2 separate regions of the Homo sapiens genome follow, and region 2 is linked to region 1. Evidence: chromatin loops called from intact Hi-C (ENCODE). Cell type or tissue: IMR-90. All regions are shown on one strand. Each heading gives the region's core, and the rest is flanking DNA. Links, peaks and the distances in the headings are about the cores only.

What was found. Peaks named below come from ENCODE experiments on the same cell type or tissue, not always from the same donor. Only the 100,000 strongest peaks of a DNase experiment are listed, where the experiment ranks them.
Region 2: a loop joins it to region 1, with 2.6 times the contacts of the local background. A loop is called at or near these places in 7 of 110 quality-filtered maps.

The regions. Positions count from the first base shown.
Region 1 is chr16:75,083,590-75,092,329 of GRCh38, forward strand. All of the region lies in intron 1 of ZNRF1 (zinc and ring finger 1), which reads left to right. Among named protein-coding and RNA genes, the nearest start is that of LDHD, 29 kb to the right of the region's middle. RefSeq lists an enhancer at 4,132-4,788. In IMR-90, for the core only: no CTCF peak of the experiment used is centred there; a DNase peak (open chromatin) is centred at 3,862; H3K4me3 peaks cover 351 bases; H3K27ac peaks cover 2,125 bases.
Region 2 is chr16:75,007,393-75,016,132 of GRCh38, forward strand. All of the region lies in intron 1 of ZNRF1 (zinc and ring finger 1), which reads left to right. Among named protein-coding and RNA genes, the nearest start is that of ZNRF1, 13 kb to the left of the region's middle. RefSeq lists enhancers at 4,428-4,537, 4,848-4,937. In IMR-90, for the core only: no CTCF peak of the experiment used is centred there; a DNase peak (open chromatin) is centred at 4,669; H3K4me3 peaks cover 153 bases; H3K27ac peaks cover 701 bases.

The sequences.
Region 1 (8,740 bases), core at 305-8,304:
ATCATATGGAATACAAACATTGAAAATGACAAGTGCCTAGATTGCAGTTGATACAAGGAAGCCTATATTTGTAAAGAGCAGAATATAAATATCCTAACTCCTTGACTTCCAATGCCAACCATTTACCTCCTTGAGCCAAGCATGGGGGAGGCAGTTGAGGCCTAGGCAGAGTTAGAAAGGCTGCACTCCAGAGAAAATGCACAGAGAAGTTATGGAGAAAGAGATAAGGACCTGGAAGATAGAACCAAGAGATTTGACATACAAGCAGCAGGAGTACTAGAAAGAGAAAGGGTAGAGGAAGGGTGCCTGAGGCAGGACTGGCCAGGACTAGCTTATACTGTCATAATACACAGTTCCAGAAGCTTGCTGGCTCAGCTCGGCACATTGATTTCTTCCCCATGCTGCTGCATACAGTGCAGGTCAAGAGGTGGGACTCTGCTCACCATTGTTACTCAGGGACCTAAGCCAGCAGAGGCTTTGTCGCAACACCTGCTCCCTGGTCACTGCAGCAGTCAGGTAGAATGGCAGGTCATGCCCTGGCCCTTAAAGTCCGCTTGGGTGTGTGCACGTTCTTCCGTTCACATTTCATTGGCCAAAGCAAATCACAAACCCACCCTTAACTTCGAAGAGAGCAGGCACATGCAGTCATTATATATGGATGGAAGGAGGAAGGCTAGAAATATTTGGTGAACAGCATTGATGACTTACCACCAGGGGAAGTAATGAAACATATAGAAGAAAATTTCTCTAAAGAAGGAAGACTTGAGGCTGCATATTGAAAGGTAAAACTGATAAGAGAAGACACTAAGCATGTCCTGGTAACGTTTCTGAACTCTTAGGATGAAGAGAAAAATCTTCAAGCTTTCAGAAGCCAAAGGAACAAATTATTAAGGAAAAGAGTCACACTGGCACCAGATTTCCTATTTACAACACCAAGAAGCTAGAAGATGGTGGAATTTCATCTACAGACCACGGGGATAAAAGGAATGCAGCTCAAGCATCCTGTACCCAGGCAAGCTATCCATTCAGCTGTCAGAATGAAAGAAAGGTATTTGAGCATATACAAGGATTGAGAGTGTGCCCCCAGCTGTCACCCGCTGCCCTTGTCCTCACGGTGCCTAGATGCTCTGCCCTCACTGTTCTTCTAATACATCAAGGGCTCTGCTCACCTGTCACCTCCTCAGAGGCTGTCCCTGACCGCTGTATCCAAATTAGCACACCCACCCACTCTACTTGGCTTTTTCTTCACAACACAGCTCACTGCTTGACACTTTGTTCAATGTTTATTAAAATTTCAAACGTTTGGAAAAGTTGGAAGAAGTTTAACTTATGCATCTTTGTTTCTGTTCATTTCATTTTATTGCAGACATCAGTGTACTTCCTTGACACAGATCATTAACTACAGTTAGTTAACTGCAGTTCCATATTTGTTTACAGGTTTTTTTTCTGGTTGAGGTAAAATTTGCAGACAATGAAATCTCAAATCTTAAGTGTATATTTGGTGGATTTTGACAAACACATACGCGTGTGTAACCCAAACCCTCCTCATGATATAGAACATTTTTGTCATCCCAGAAGGTTCTCTCATTACCTTCTCAGTGAATCTCTGCCCCCACCCTAACCCCTGGAGACAACCACTGTTCTGATTTCTTCCACAGTAGATTAATTTTGCCTTTTCTAGAATTTCATATAATTAGAATCATGTGTGCACTTTTGTGTCCTTCACTTGGCGTGTTTTAATTCATCCATGTTGTTGCATGTATCAGTAATTCATTGCTTTTTATAGCTGAGTAGTGTTTCATTTTATTCCACGGATGTACCACAGTTTCTATATCCATTCTGTTGACCAACATTTGGATTGTTACCAGTTTTTGCTTGTTAGGAATAAAGCTGTGATGAACATTCTTGTAAATGACTATTTGTAGGTATATGTTGACATTTCTTTTGGGTAAATACATAGATGAGAATTTGCTTGGGTCACAGGCTAGGTGTATGTTTGTTTTATAAGAAACTACCAGACCTTTCCCCAAAGTGGCTGTGTCATTTTATATTCCCTCAAACATATGTGAGAGTTCCGGTTGCTACACATCTTCACCGACATTACCAACATCTGGTGTTGCTAGTCCTTTAAAGTTTTTGTTTGGTATTTTAATAGACAGATTTATTGGTCAGTGTTTTCTAGAGAAACAGATCCGACAGAGTGAGAGAGAGAGAGAGAGAGAGAGAGAGTGAGTGTGTGTGTGTGTGTGTGTGTAGAGATTTATTATAAGAAACTGGCTTACATGATTATGGAAGCTGAGAAATCCCATGATCTACCATCTGCAAGCTGGAGACCTGGGAAAACTCGTGGAGTATGTAGTTCCAGTTCGAGTTTGAAGGCCTGAGAACCAGGAGAGCTTATGGTGTAAGTCCTAGTTCAAGGGCAAGAGAAGACCAGTGTCCCAGCTCAAGCAGTTAGGCAGACAGAGAGTGAAATTTCTCCTCTTTGCCTTTTGATTCTATTCAGGTCCTCAGTGGATTGGATGAGGCCTGCTCACCTTGGGGAGGGCGGTCCGCTTCACTCAGTCTATGGTTTCAAATGCTGATCTCATCTGGAACCACCCTCACAGTCACACCAAAAATAATGTTGAGCCAAATAATCTGGGCACCCCATGGCCCAGTCAAATTGACCCATCACAACAGATATGTTAACACACACACAGATACATTAAACTTTGTCAGTATGGCTGTCTTCTGATGTCTGCTTATGAGAAATTTCTGGGGAAACAGGTGAGCCTCCAGGCCCCAGAACAGAACTGCAGAGGTTGAGTCCAGAAGAGAGGTTTTCGAAGAGGCAAAAGCCAGAATTCCTGGGCCTTTCCCAGTCAAGGATGTTCTCTAGGAGAGACTGACTCACACCTCAGCAACTGATAAATTGTGCCAATGTTTTCACTTATTTCTGTGTTGACAGAGAGGGAGTCTGTGTCTTTGAGGGTGAAGAATGTGATACCTACAGCTTAGAAATGTGAAAGAAAATCATCAGTGTTACCCCTTGATCTTTTATTCATAATAAATCCCATTTATGAAAATTAGTTTATTCAAGTCCCATTTTATTGACACTAAGCACCATGAGGATGTGACGGAAAGATTGAGGCTGGAAACTAAGAACTGAATGCTAAGGGCAAAGTCAAGGGGCACGCGCTCTCTGAGCTCCTCAGCCAAGAGTTACCCTCATCTACCCCTCTGCCCCAGGACCTCCCATCTGTGTGGCGTGGCTTTCTTTACCCTGGTTGCTTCCTTTGATTCTTCTACCTTTAGGTGATCCCAGAGACAGGCAGAACTGGGGCAGCCTTTAAAATAGCGCATCAGCATGGGGAGGGGGGCAGAAGGGAGGGCTGGGGAGGGAAACTGGAGCAACACGCCGCCAGCACATGGTCCTGTCCTGAGAAATCAGGTCTTAAAGGAAAAGGTTGCAGCTTCGGAAAATGAGAAGTGCATTGGTCTCCAGAGCATAAAAACTCGAGTTGATATTGCATGATAAATGTTGTAGTGGATTGGGAGAGTTCTTGTAGCTTGAACCAGTTGCCCCCATCCTTCCTCGGCTGCTCTGTCAAATGGTAGGGCCTGGGTGAAGGGATGCCCAGTTACCCTGGTCCAGGAACATTGATGCACATGACCACATCAGCATTCCTGGGATCACTGTTGGTTCCCCTAACAGTGGGCTTACCCTGATGTTGTGAGTGTCCCTTTGACCTGACAGTAAGAGGTCACAGATGGCAAGTGCAGACTTGCCTTCTCTCAAGAGCTCTGCTCTCTGGTACAGCCAACCAAATGGCAAAGGATTTCCCACTTAAGGCACTTGTTGAAAGACAGGAAGCAGCTGGACTCTGGCTGATCCAACTCTCTGCTCAGCTCTTCTGGCTGTGTAAACAGTGAGCTGATCTGATGACAAGAGAAAGAAAGGAAACCAGGTCTCCATTAGAAGGACTCTCTTGGCTTCTCTTGATTGGAAGTGGAGGGATCCTGTAGGCGCATTTGCTTGGCAGAACCCACCCAGAGCAGAATTGGGTGATTAAGGACACATTCCCCACAATGCTCTGTCATTCGTTCCTTCCTCATCTGAACATACTGGCAGAAAAGGACAAGGAACCCGGGGTACGTTCCCTGCCTCTGCCTCTGTCTGGTGGGAGGAGATGATTGCCTACGGTGAACCAGTATCAGGCTTGGCCAGCAAGCCCGAGCAAACTGACATCTCCCTTCACTGACAGTTGCAAACTTTCGGCAGACACAGCCCATGTGCAGGGAGCCGCTGGGGCGCTGGCTGGCTACTCCCCTGGCCTCCAGGGTGTGCCGCTCAGAGCCTGCTCTCAGAGGCTTAGGGAGTGTCCTGTAGATGTCTCCTGAAGCATCTCTTACCTGCTCTGAGTGCTGATGAAGGTCTCCGAGGAAGTTTGACAAAATCATGCAGGCCGAATGAGTTTGCAGACCTTTGGTTTACTTTTGTTTTGGAGGGCTGATTTTAATTTGGTGTGAGCTTTTTTCCAAAATGGAATCAAAATTTCCTGGATGTTTTAACCTTCAGGTAGTTCATAAATATCACAGGATTTATCATTCTGTAGGGCTGTAGTGGACGCTTATGGGAAAAGATTTGGGCAATAGACTGGGAGAATCCTTCTTGATCATCGGATGACATTTCAGGAAAGAAGCTGGGGATATTAGTCTTTTCTAGCTGTCCGTGTTTTTTCTGTCCTTCTTACCTTTTACCCTTTATTTTCCATTTAAAAGGTCATCTGCAGATTCAGCATCTTACAACCAGTGCTGTAGGCCCAGTGCCAAATGGAAAGCAGAACTCCAGATAGTTATAACAGAGTTCCTAGGAAAAAAAAGTGTCCATTGTTTCAGGCTACAAGTTAGCCCGGACTATGGGGCACTTAAGGAGAAATTGCTGGGACAGTGTAGAAGGTTCATAAATGAGTATTTGGTAATAGCTGGTAGTATTTCTGTTCTTTCTGCCATGTAACTCTTCTGTGCTAGTCAGTCAGTAGCACAGCACACGAGCAAGAGCGCAGACTTCCTAGGTGTCGTGGGCCAGCTCTGCCTCTTTCTGGCCATGCGAATCTTGATCAGGTTATGTAATCTTCTGAGCCTTGATGTCCTCATCTGTCAAATGGCGTTAATGATAGATAGTACCTACCTACCGTATATGAGAAGACATGTAAAGCACCATGGCTGTCCATAGTAATGACTCAATAAATGCAAACTATTATTTATTATCATATGCAAGAGTAGGTGCTGCAGAGGTTAAAGAGAGACTGTTGGTTTCCAGTTGGCAGTATGGAAAGTGCCAGTCGTAGTGCACAGTGCTCGAGAGGTTCAAAGGAAACGGTGATGGCACCCGGCAGAGATGGGAGCTGCTGGCCACCCCCTAGTGGACTCTGCATAGCCCATGGCCAGTGTGCCCTTGCCATGGTCTCGAGGATGGAAAAGCCAGGTCATCATGTGATTTCCCACTCGCATAATAGACACCAACTTACTCATTTTTGTTTTTTGTTTAGACAGGGTCTCACTCTGTTGGCCAGGCTGGAGTGTAGTGGCATGATCATGGCTCACTGCAGCCTCAACCTCCTGGGCTCAAGCGATCCTCCTGCCTCAACCTCCCACGTAGCTGGGATTAGAGGCATGCACCACCATGCCCAGCTAATTAAAAAAAAAAAGTTTTTAATAGAGACGGGGTCTCCCTGTGTTGTCCAGGCTGATCTCAAACTCCTGGGCTAAAGTGATCCTCCCACCATGGCCTCCCACAATGCTGGTATTACAGGTGTGAGCCACCGTGCCCAGCCCAGAGCTATTTCTTGAGCTATGCCAAAATAAAACAGAAACACCAGAGGTAGTAGATGCTGGTGTTACTAACCCTGCTTTAGTTAAAGTGTAGGCCTCTTCCTACACCAGTGGTGCTTCCTCTCCAGAGGTAATATTTCCCAACATGCCTCGTTCTTAAAACCCTATGGCCAACTCTCCCTACCCTGACGGAAAGGACTTTAGATTTGAAGCAGAGAACCCTGAGGCTAGTCTCAGCTCCACCTCCTCAGTTGTGTGACAGTGTGCTACTCAGAGGCCTTCACCAGGGCCCATTCCCTCATCTGGACAGTGAGGGGATTGCTCTAAACTTGAGTCTCCGCCTTTTTTTTCTAGGACATGAATGTCTGGTGACATTCCCTTGTAGACCTTCTTGTTGGGTGGCCTACTTCCTAGTACCTTAGCTGTAACTCAACTCCCCTCCTGCACTCAAGGAATCACGCTGGAATACAGGGGAGTAAATGATGCTATTATAGGGATAACCTTGAATCTGTTCTGAGTTATCAGAAACATAAGTACCTGCAAGGTGTAGTTTTGTTCTTAGTCACAGGTCACTTTAACGCTAGGCAGTGAGAGTGTCAGGGCCTGGAGGCAGAAGGCCTGTCCTAGACCACATCCCTCCTCTCCTTCCACAGCCTCAGCCTGCAGGCAGGTGCCAAGTTAAAGTGCAGGTGTCCTTTAGTTATTTAAAGGGTTGCAAAACCTTGGTCTTTGGGGTTGAAAAAAACCCCATGTGAGTGCAGAGGGACTTAGGCTGGATCGGAAAAGCATCTTCCATCTGTGAGACGCAGGTTTACACCTCACCTCCCCATCGAGCTGTGACCCTGGATCTGCACATTTCTAAACTGAGTTAGAAAATAATCAGCCTGGTGTGTTTAGATCCAGCTGTGCAAGAAAACTGGATGGAATTCCCCTCCTTTCTTTATAGTCTTCTGGGGTTTGTTGTTGTTGTTCTGGTTGTTGTGTCCTTTTTGTGGAGAACGGGGTCTCACTGTGTTGCCCGGGCAGGTCTCAAACTCCTGAGTCCAAGTGATCCTCCCACCGTGGCCTCTCAAAATGCTGGGATTACAGGCGTGAGCCACCACACCAGGCCTGGTCTTCTAGCTTTGTTAATGATGGATTTATAACCACCCAGAGGTTAGAAATACAGCCCTTTCCCGAAGCTCCACCAAAGTCCTTGGATTGGTAGCGTTTCCAAGACTTTTTAAGTGACATGCTCAGATGCTAAGAATCTCTGAGGAAAGAGGTTGGGGAAATGGCGACTGTGCCATGGAGTCAACTGTCCACTTTGTCTGTAGTTAGCCAGGCCCTGAATTTTCTGCCTGGTCCCATAGTTCAAAGCACTGCCAATGAAGGGAAAAAAAGAGGATTTGGAGAGGACTTTAAGCAAAGTGGTTGCGTCAGTTAGCCTCCTGTCTCTCAGCACCCCGGGCCACCAGAGTCACGGCTTTTCATGCAGAGTTAGGCACCCAATTAAATAAAAATTTAATTTTAATTTGTATTTTTTGTAGAGGCAGAGTTTAACTATGTTGCTCAGGCTAGTCTTGAACTCCTGAGCTCAAGTGATTTCCCCACCTTGGCCTCCTAAAGTGCTGGGATTACAGGCGTGAGACACCGCACCCAGCCACATTCAGCCTTTTATCTGTTTCATAAGAAATGTTGGGTGACTGATGCCTGTAATCCCAGCACTTTGGGAAGCTCAGGCAGGTAGATCATCTGAGGTCAGGCATTTGAGACCAGTCTAGCCAATGTGGCGAAACCTAGTCTCTCCTAAAAATACAAAAATTAGCCAGGCATGGTGGCGCTCACCTGTAATCCCAGCTACTCGGGAGGCTGAGGTGGGAGACTCTCTTGAACCCGGGAGGCAGAGGTTGCAGTGAGCGGAGATCGTGCCACTGCACTCCAGCCTGGGCAACAGAGTAAGACTCCATCTCAAAAAAAAAAAAAGAAAAGAAAAGAAATATTGCAGATGGTTATCACTAGTATCAATTAAAACTGCATATGGAAAATTTGACTAACACAAGAGTCCAGTCTTTACAACAGTATAGTGAACTCTTGAACTACGTGGGAGACTCTGACCCCCACACAGTCAAAAATCTGCATATAACTTTTTTTTTTTTTTTTTTGAGACAGGATCTTGCTCTGTCCCCCAGGCTGGAGTGCAGTGGCACAAACATGGCTCACTGCAGCTTTGACCTCCTGGGCTCAAGCCATCCTCCCACCTCAGCCTCTCAAGTAGCTAGGACTACAGGCACACACCACCACTCCCAGCTAATTTTTTTTTGTAATTTTTGTAGAGACAGGCTTTTGCCATGTTGCCTAGGCTGGTCTCAAACTCCTGAGCTCAAGCAGTCTGCCGGCTTCAGCCTCCCAGAGTACTGGAATTACAGGCATGCACGACCACACCCAGCCCTGTGGATAACTTTTGACTCCCCCACAACTTAACTACTAATAGCCTACTGTTAACCAGAAGCCTTACCAATAACATAAACAGTCGATTAAGATGGATTTTGTATGTTATAAATGTATTATATACTGTATTACAATAAGGAGAGAGAAAATAAAATGTTATTAAGAAAATGATAAGGAAGTGGCCAGGTGCGGTGGCTCACACCTGTAATCCTAGCACTTTGGGAGGCTGAGGGCAGGAGACTGTTTGAGCCCAGGGGTTCAAGACCAGCCTAGGCAGCATAGCAAGACCCCATCTCTAATATTAAGAAAAAAATTTTTAATAACATTTAAAAATATGTATAAGGAAGAGAAAATATATTTAGTGTTCGTTAAGTGGAAGTGGATCGTCATAAAGGTCTTCATCGTGTTCACATTGAGTAGGCTGAAGAGGAGGAGGAGGAGGGGTTGGTCTTGCTGTCTTAGGGTGGCAGAGGCGATAGAAAATCCACATGGA
Region 2 (8,740 bases), core at 648-8,647, 76 kb before region 1:
AGACTGATGAGACTGTTTACCTTGAGACCTCCCTAGAGTCGTTAGTCTTGAACACACAGCTTTCCTCTGTTGGGAGAAAGGAGGAAGGAATAATTCACTGGATCCCTGTGAATTCCAACTTAGGGGAGGCATGATAAGAATTTATAGTGACCTCTTGGATCTGTAACAAGAAAGAGGCAGATAAAAACAAGAGCTCTCCTGATTTCTGTGAATGGTTCAGAAGGGTTCTTAAAGGTGCTCAGTATTCTCTAGGGAGGTAGTTAACGATGCAGATGACTGGACCCCACTCACAGAATTCAGTAGAGCTGGAGACCCAAGAATCTAAGTTTGTAACAAATGAACCTGAAAACAAGAAGACCTTCTACATCTGAAACTAAACTCCACCAAGCATTTAGTTTTTCTCTCCCCAAACAGAGAAATAAACTTTGAATCCTTTTTTGGTGTATTCATTAGCTTTCTTTTTATTTGTTTTTTCTTCTTATTTTTCTTTAGAGAAAGGTTTTTCTTCTGTTGCCCGGGCTGGAGTGCAATAGCAAGATCACGCTCACTGCAGCCTGGAACTCCTGGTCTCAAGCAATTCTCAAGCCTTAGCCTCTGGAGTATCTGGGACTACAGATGCTATGCTACCATGACCAGATAATTTTTTTACTTTTTTTTTCTTTTTTCGGTAGAGAAGGGGTCTCACCATGTTGCCCAGGCTGGTCTTGAACTCCTGGCCTCAAGTGAGCCTTCCACCTCAGCTTCCCAAAATACTGGGATTATAAGTGTGAAGCCACTGTGCCTGGCCTTTATTTTCAGTATTTCTAGTCAGATATTTGCTAAGCAATCTCTACAGCTCGCAGAAGGTAGGTTCAACCAGGAACAACATTGTTGGCTATTTGATGGTTTTCTTTTACATGGGACTAAGCATTATTGCCTACATATAGGGCCAAGCCAATCTGCCTTGGTCTGAGAATTGAAGTTGCTCTGAACAGAAGGTAATGGTGTCAGTGTCGCCTTTCCTTCTGCACTTGTCTTCCTCCTGACTTTTCTTCTTTGGCTCTGGTGCTACAGAAGGGCTTCCTGAGTTACCCTCTTTCCTACATCTTCAGCCAGGCAGCTAGACAAGTCAAGAGCTTAGGATGAATCTAGGCTTTAAAGAGGTTGGAAGACCTGTTTTTCCTTTTCTCTGACTGACCCAAAAGTATAAGACTTTTTTTTCTTTGTGTGTGATGATCTGTTGAACAAAAACGTTCATTTATTCCATTGATAGCCTCTGGTATACCAGGACCTATGGTAGGTGCTGAGAATATATATATTTATTATAGAGCAATTAACTTATTCTTTCCAAGAATCTTTGCTTCCTCACTCCTTAAGAGTCTGAATATTTTAGCTTCTGGGAGATTTTACCTTTTCATCAGCTCCTCTGTTGAATAAACAAATAAATGTAGGTGTTTGTCCATAAGGCTGCTGCAAGGATATACTTCTCTTCACTCATTTTTTTCCAAAGCCCTATTTCTGGGTTGGGGCAGGTGATCTTTTCTTTGTGATTCCAGCTAAGTACCTACCAAGAAATTCCTCGTATGTCTCAGTATGAGGGGTCCTCTGTCCTCTCAGTGAGAATATCAAAAGAAAAACTGATTTTCAGACTCTTCATGTGCATCTTTAATTTCAGTATCTTTGTCATCCCTAGAGCCACTTTTCTTTCTGGTCATTGAACACTATTTTCTAGAAGCATGATTCACCACTTTTTAAATCTGTCTCTGTAAAATTTATCCCAAGCCACAAATACCCATAAGGAAATTTCATCCTTGGTATTATAAGTCTATGTCTCTGAACTTCACAACATCTACACTTCTGTGCTGGCTCCCCTCTCCCCCACCTCCCCAGTTTTGTTTTGTTTTTTTAACTGTCATAAAATATATGTAACAAAATTTACTATCTTAACCGTTTTTAAGTGTACAGTTCAGTGGTATTCTAAGTACTGCATGTAAGTGGACTCGTACAGTATTTGTCTTTTTGTGGCTGTCCTATTTCACTTAGCGTAGTGTCCTCAAGGTTCATCTGCATTGTAGCATATTTCAGAATTTCCTTTCTTTTAAAGGTTGAATCGTATTCCATTGTCTGTCTACCACGTTTTACTTTTCCATTCATCTGTTGCTGGACGCTTGGGTTGCTTCCATATTTTAGCTATTGTAAATAGCTGTAATTCATTGTTAGAAATGTGAATTTCTTAATATCTCTTCAAGACCCTGCTTTCACTCCTTTTGAGAATATACCCAGAAGTGGAATTGCTCCATCATTTGGTGATTCTATTTTTAATTTTTTGAGGAACCACCATACTGTTTTCCACAGTAGCTGCACCATTTTATATTCCTACCAACAGTGCACAGGCTTCCAGTTTCTCCACATCCTTGCCAATACTTGTTATTTTCTGTTTTTTTTTTTAATAGTAGCCATCTTAATGGATGTGAGGTAGTATCCCATAGTATTCATTTGCATTTCTCTAATGAATTAGTGATATTGAGCATCTTTTCATGTGTTTATTGGCCATTTGTATATCTTTTTTGGAGAAATAATCTATTTATATGTCCATGTTTGAATCAGGTTGCCTCTTTTCTTTTCTTTTGATACGGAGTTTTGCCCTGTTGCCCAGGCTGAAGTGCAGTGGTTCAGTCTCAGCTCACTACAACCTCTGCCCCCCGGGTTCAAGCGATTCTCCTGCCTCAGCCTCCAGAGTAGCTGGGATTATAGGCGCCTACCATCATGCCCTGCTAATTTTTGTATTTTTAGTAGAGACAAGGTTTCACCATATTGGCCAGGCTGGTCTCGAACTCCTGGCCTCAGGTGATCCACCCGCCTCAGCCTCCCAAAGTGCAGGGATTACAGGTGTGAGCCACCACACCCGGCCTGGGTTGCTTTTTTCTTTCGTTGTTGATTTTAGTGCAGTTTTAAGAAACTTTTTAAAGCCTTGTTTATGATAGCCAACACTAGTGACTGTAATGTATTCCCCTCGGGAATAAGTAATAAATCTGTGTTATATTTGAGTACATTTTGCTCAAAATAAAGAATTTAACGAATTGTCTCATGCCAAGAGATTTTATGAGTACTTTGGCTGTTGGTAGTGCCTTACTTTCAGAAGGATAATTTTTGGAGAAATTTCACTTCGTATTTAGGTATGTATGGTCTCTCATCTTGGTCTTGGTGAATCAGACTTGTCATAGGAGTGCTCCAACTTTCTTGTTGGTAGTAGCTTGAGCCCTCTGAAAAGTAATTAATCCATACTTCATAAAGAGTTGTTCTGAAATTAGTCACCTCTGTACTGTACTGTTTTTTTTTGTTTTTTTGTTTTTTTTTTTTTGAGGAGTCTCGCTCTGTCACCAGGCTGGAGTGCAGTGGCATGATCTCCACTCACTGCAACCTCTGCCTCCTGGGCTCAAGCAATTCTCTTGCTTCAGCCTCCCAAGTAGCTGGAATTACAGGCATGTGCCACCACAGCCGGCTAATTTTGTACTTTTAGTAGAGATGGGGTTTCGCCAATTGGCCAGGCTGGTCTTGAACTCCTGACCTCAAGTGATCCGCCCACCTTGGCCTCCCAGAGTGCTGGGATTGCAGGCGTGAGCCACCATGCCCAGCTGGGAGAAGCTTTAACCTGGATTCAGGAACAGAGGTAGGAGAACCTAAGATCACAGGCCTCATCTGACGTGGTCATTTTGCACATACTTCTTAGCTTTTTGGAGATCTTTTCATTTTGTTTCCATCTTAAATAACCTTTTCCCTGTGGAGAAGGTGCCTTTTTTGGAGAGAGCCATTAAGATTCTTTTATCCTGCTGCCTGCCTGAGTATTCTGGGAATCCTACAAGGATTTGAGGGAGCCCTTGGGATTCCAACCTAACAAATTAGTTTTCTGTAATATTGTTCTAGTCCATTTAGATTGTGTAAATGATCTAAATGGTGTAACCATTTAATATCAAAAGTATAACAGCATTTAAGTCAGCTTTTCGAAGAAACTTTTATTTTTTAACTAAAAACAAACTTTTTTTCAGAGACAAGGTCTCACTATGTTGCCCAGGCTGGACATGAACTCCTGGGCTTAAGACATCCTCCTACCCTAGCCTCCTGAGTAGCTGGGACTGTGGGCACACGCCACCATGCCTGGCCAAAGACACTTTTTTATAGCTCTGCCTGCTGCTATAACAAGTGTTCCTAAATACCCATGTACATCCTATATTATTAGATTTCCTCAACTCTGGTTAGCTATGACTGAAACATTCATGCCATTGCAGCCAGTGCCCTGGAAAGCTATAAGCAAGTCTTAAGACCTGTGATAAGGGCTGACTTGCAAGCTAGCTGCCATCCATCTTAATATCTGACGAGCCCAGTCATGTTGGCTGTGTTTAATTGATCCATTTCCTACTTGCTTCCTCAACCCAGAGGCCAAGGGCAGCACAAAAGGATAGTGAATCTAAATGTCTCCAGTTTTTTGAGGTATAGGAATCTCCTATGAAGTGGCAGACCTTTGAGAAATAGTATTATGAGCTGTTCTGTTTTGCTGTGGCTTTGGAAAACCTTTGGATTCCTCTACTGAAAATTTGTTTGAAAAAAAAATCTTTTTAATGAAACAGTGTGAGTCATAAAGCAGCCACCACCCCTTCTCATAATAGCATTTCTCACCAGGGGAATTTTTGGTAGCTGTTGGGGGAGGGATTTGAGTAGGTTGTGGATGATAAATCCCTTGAGGGGAACATAACCAAAGGCTGCCATATCAGAACGCTGGTGCTTTCCATGCTGACACCAAGCCCTGAATTCAAAGTGCAGGACAGCAGAATAGAACAGAGAAGCCTGTGCTCAGTGAATTGCTGCAGTAGCATGACCAGTGAGACTGGAGTTTCAATTAAAACACCGTTGTAGTGTAAAAGGATCATGAGATGGAAGGAGGCCTTGGGTTAGAGAGCCAGAAGCCATTTATAGGCAGAACATCAGCTTTCTGGATTAAAGGATGGCTGTGGACCTAATGATGAGAATCTAGAGGTCATGGGGAATTTCCTTACTGTCTGTGCCCCCCTTTTCCATATGGTCAGCTTGGTGCTTGGCACTGATCATGGCACACTTTACAAAAAGTGGATTCATATAAGGTCGTCTGTGCTCTTCTAAGATTTTAGGTCTAAAGCATTTAGAGTGGCGCCCAGAGGAGACGCCACCCAGTCAGCCTCCTTGTGGCATAGTGAAAATGAAACATTTAGGGATACTGAGAGCTTAGAACAAGCCAGAATTATGATATCAAATCTCAGTTGCCTGTCTTAAACTTTTCTGCCAACCTAGCGTGAGTTTTAGCTGTTTTCAACTTCATTATTTACAGTTTCTCGGGACTCATGTCTGAACCACTATCTTACATAAGCTACAGACGGGAAGGGCTGAACGGTTATTAGAAATGTGTTAAGATTTGCTTTCCTTTGGAGAGTCATGGCCTGTCTTCTGTGTTTTCCTGGCTTTGTACTTTTCTTCAAAGCCTGTTACCGGTTCCAGGTCTCCAGAGCTCAATAAAGGGGAAACAGGAAGTGAGCATTTGATGCATAAGAGCCAGCAAAACATAATAAAGGGCACAGGCATGGAACCAGGAGAGAGAATTGTGGGAGTGAGTTTTCTTGAAGGCATCAGTTCTGTAGGATTAGAGATACATCCTTCAACAATGACTTTTAACTCCTTCAAACAAGGAAAAAGCAATTAGGAACCTCTGTTCAGAAAGGACCAATTTTTCTTAGGTTATATAGTAGAGGTTCAACACTTTCATATGACAGCATACAAGTAATTATAAAGTATCTTTTGCCTAAGGAGTTCAGAACACAGAGAAAAGTGATGATCACCTTTATAAAGGAGTAAGAATTACTTCTCTGTCTCTTTACTTGAGGGCCCACAGGGTAAGTCTTATCATGAGTTCCAGCCTGGAGCCCTGACTCTTACTTTTTCTGTCCATTCAATTTTTTTTTTTTTTCCGAGATGGAGTCTCACTCTGTCGCCAGGCTGGAGTGCAGTGGCGTGATCTCAGCTCACTGCAACCTCTGCCTCCCGGGTTCAAGCGATTCTTCTGCCTCAGCCTCCCGAGTAGCTGGGACTGCAGGTGCATGCCACCATGCCTAGCTAATTTTTGTATTTTTAGGAGAGATGGGGTTTTACCATGTTAGCCAGGATGGTCTCAATCTGTTGACCTCGTGATCCACCCGCCTTGGCCTCCCAGAGTGCTGGGATTACAGGCGTGAGCCACCGCGCCAGGCCTGTCCATTCAGTTTTAGTAATGAACTCTGAAGTTTTAGTCCTGCGGTTACTAAATGGAAAAGTCAGAGATTTGTGCTATTTCAATTTGGTTCACTTGTACATTTCAGGAACTCAAATAGCTGTGTGACTCTGAAAATGGGAACTCTTTGGTGTCTTGGAATTATTTATTTATTTATTTTTAATTTAATTTTATTTTTTTTTTCGAGACGGAGTCTCACTGTATCGCCCAGGCTAGGGGGCAGTGGTGTGGTTTTGGCTCACTGCAACCTCTGCCTCCCAGGTTCAAGTAATTCTCCTGCCTCAGCCTCCCGAGTAGTTGGGATTACAGGCAAACACCACCACACCCGACTAATTTTTTGTATTTTTAGTAGAGGCCGTGTTTCACCGTGTTGGCCAGGCCGGTCTTGAACTCCTGACCTCAGATGATCCACCCGCCTTATCTTCCCAAAGTGCTGGGATTAGAGGTGTGAGCTGCCGCGCCTAGCCTGGAATTATTTTTTTAAAAATGAAATATTTTAGGCATTCAAGAAAGATAATATGCTCACCTACCAAGCAGATTATAATAACTAAAACATTACAGGTATAATTGTATGTACCCTGGCTTATTCCCATTTTCTCTTTCCCTCTCCAAAGGGAACGACTGCCCTCACTCGTGTTTTTCCCGCCATATATGTTCATGCTTTTGCTCCCTGTAGCTATCCAAAACACCATTTGTTTTCTGTAAACTTCATGTAAACTGTATAGACATGGAAGGAGAAAGATATTATGAGGTGTGTGTGTGTATATATGCTACCTCAAAATGGAGGTAGTATATAAATTCATTTTACTACTTATTGCTATAGCACATTTATTTTCACAGCTATACTCTATTGATCTATTTATTGATCTATTGATCTATTCTGTTATCAGTGGATATTAAAGTTATTTTTAGTTTTTGAAAATTTTGTTTCATTACATACGTGAATGAGTTTTTCTAGGGTACATCCTTAGTCATGAAATAGTGGGGTTACAGGGTATGTGTATGTGTGCATGCGTGCATGTGTGTGTATCTTCAACTCATAATTAAATATTGCCCAGTAAATCCCCAATGTGCTTATACCAGTTTACACTCCTGAAATAACATATTTTTGCTTGTTCTGTGTCCTTGCCAAAATTTGATATTGTCATACCTTAATTTTTGCCAAGCTCTAGTGGGTATAAATAGTATAATATTGTGATTTTATTTGTTATTTATATATTTGATAATATATTTATCTATAATTAATGTATTAATATTGTATGTTTAATCATTGTGTTTCTTCTGTGAAATACTTGTTCATGTCTTTGATTCATGTTTATATTGGGTGGTTTAACTGTTTCTTACTGGTTTGTACGAATTTGTTTTTGTTTTGTCTGTGGATAATAATTCTTTGTTGTCATATGTAATGTAGATGTGTCTTCTCTCAGTTTGTGGCTTATCTCTTTATTCTCTTTGTGATTTCTTATGGTTACTTAATTTTGAAATAACTGAATATTCAAGTATTTTCTCTTATGGCTTATGCATTTTATGTGTTAAGAAATATTTTATTTACCTGAGGTCATAAAGATGTTATGTTTTCTTCTAAAAGTTTTAAAAATTTGCACTTTGTATTTAAATCCTTAATCCATGGGTAATTAAAAAAAAGGTTTATTGGCCGGGCGAGGTAGCTCATGCCTGTAATCCCAGCACTTTGGGAGGCCGAGGCGGTTCGAGACCAGCTTGACCAACATGGACAAACCTCATCTCTACTAAAAATACAAAATGAGCTGGGCGTGGTGGCACATGCTTGTAATCCCAGCTACTCAGGAGGCTGAGGCAGGAGAATCGTTTGAACCTGGGAGGTGGAGGTCGTGGTGAGCCGAGATTGCACCATTGCACTCCAGCCTGGGCAACAAGAGTGAAATTCTGTCTTTAAAAAAAAATCGTGTATTTAGTCTCAAGACAGGATCTCACTCTGTTGCCCAGGCTGGACTGTAGTGGCGCCATCACCGCTTACTGCAGCCTGAAACTCCTGGAGTCAGATAGTCCTCCCACCTCAGTCTCCTGGGTAGCTGGGACTACAGGTGTGCACCGCCATATCCGACTGATTCAAAGTACTGGGATAATAGACGTGAGCCACAGCTCCCAGCCTATAATTAAATTAGAATGGGGCAAGATAGGGATATATATATTTTTCCATATGTGAATAACCAGCTCTCTCAGCAGCATTTGAGGAGTAGTAAAGTCATCTATCCTTGTGCTAATACGCTTTTCTTTTCTTTTTTTTTTTTTTTTGAGACGGAGTGTTGCTCTGTCCACCCAGGCTGGAATGCAATGGCGCGATCTCCTCTCACTGCAAGCTCCGCCTCCCGGGTTCATACCATTCTCCTCCCTCAGCCTCCCGAGTAGCTGGGACTACAGGCGCCTGCCACCACACCCAGCTAATTTTTTGTATTTTTAGTAGAGACGGGGTTTCACCGTGTTAGCCAG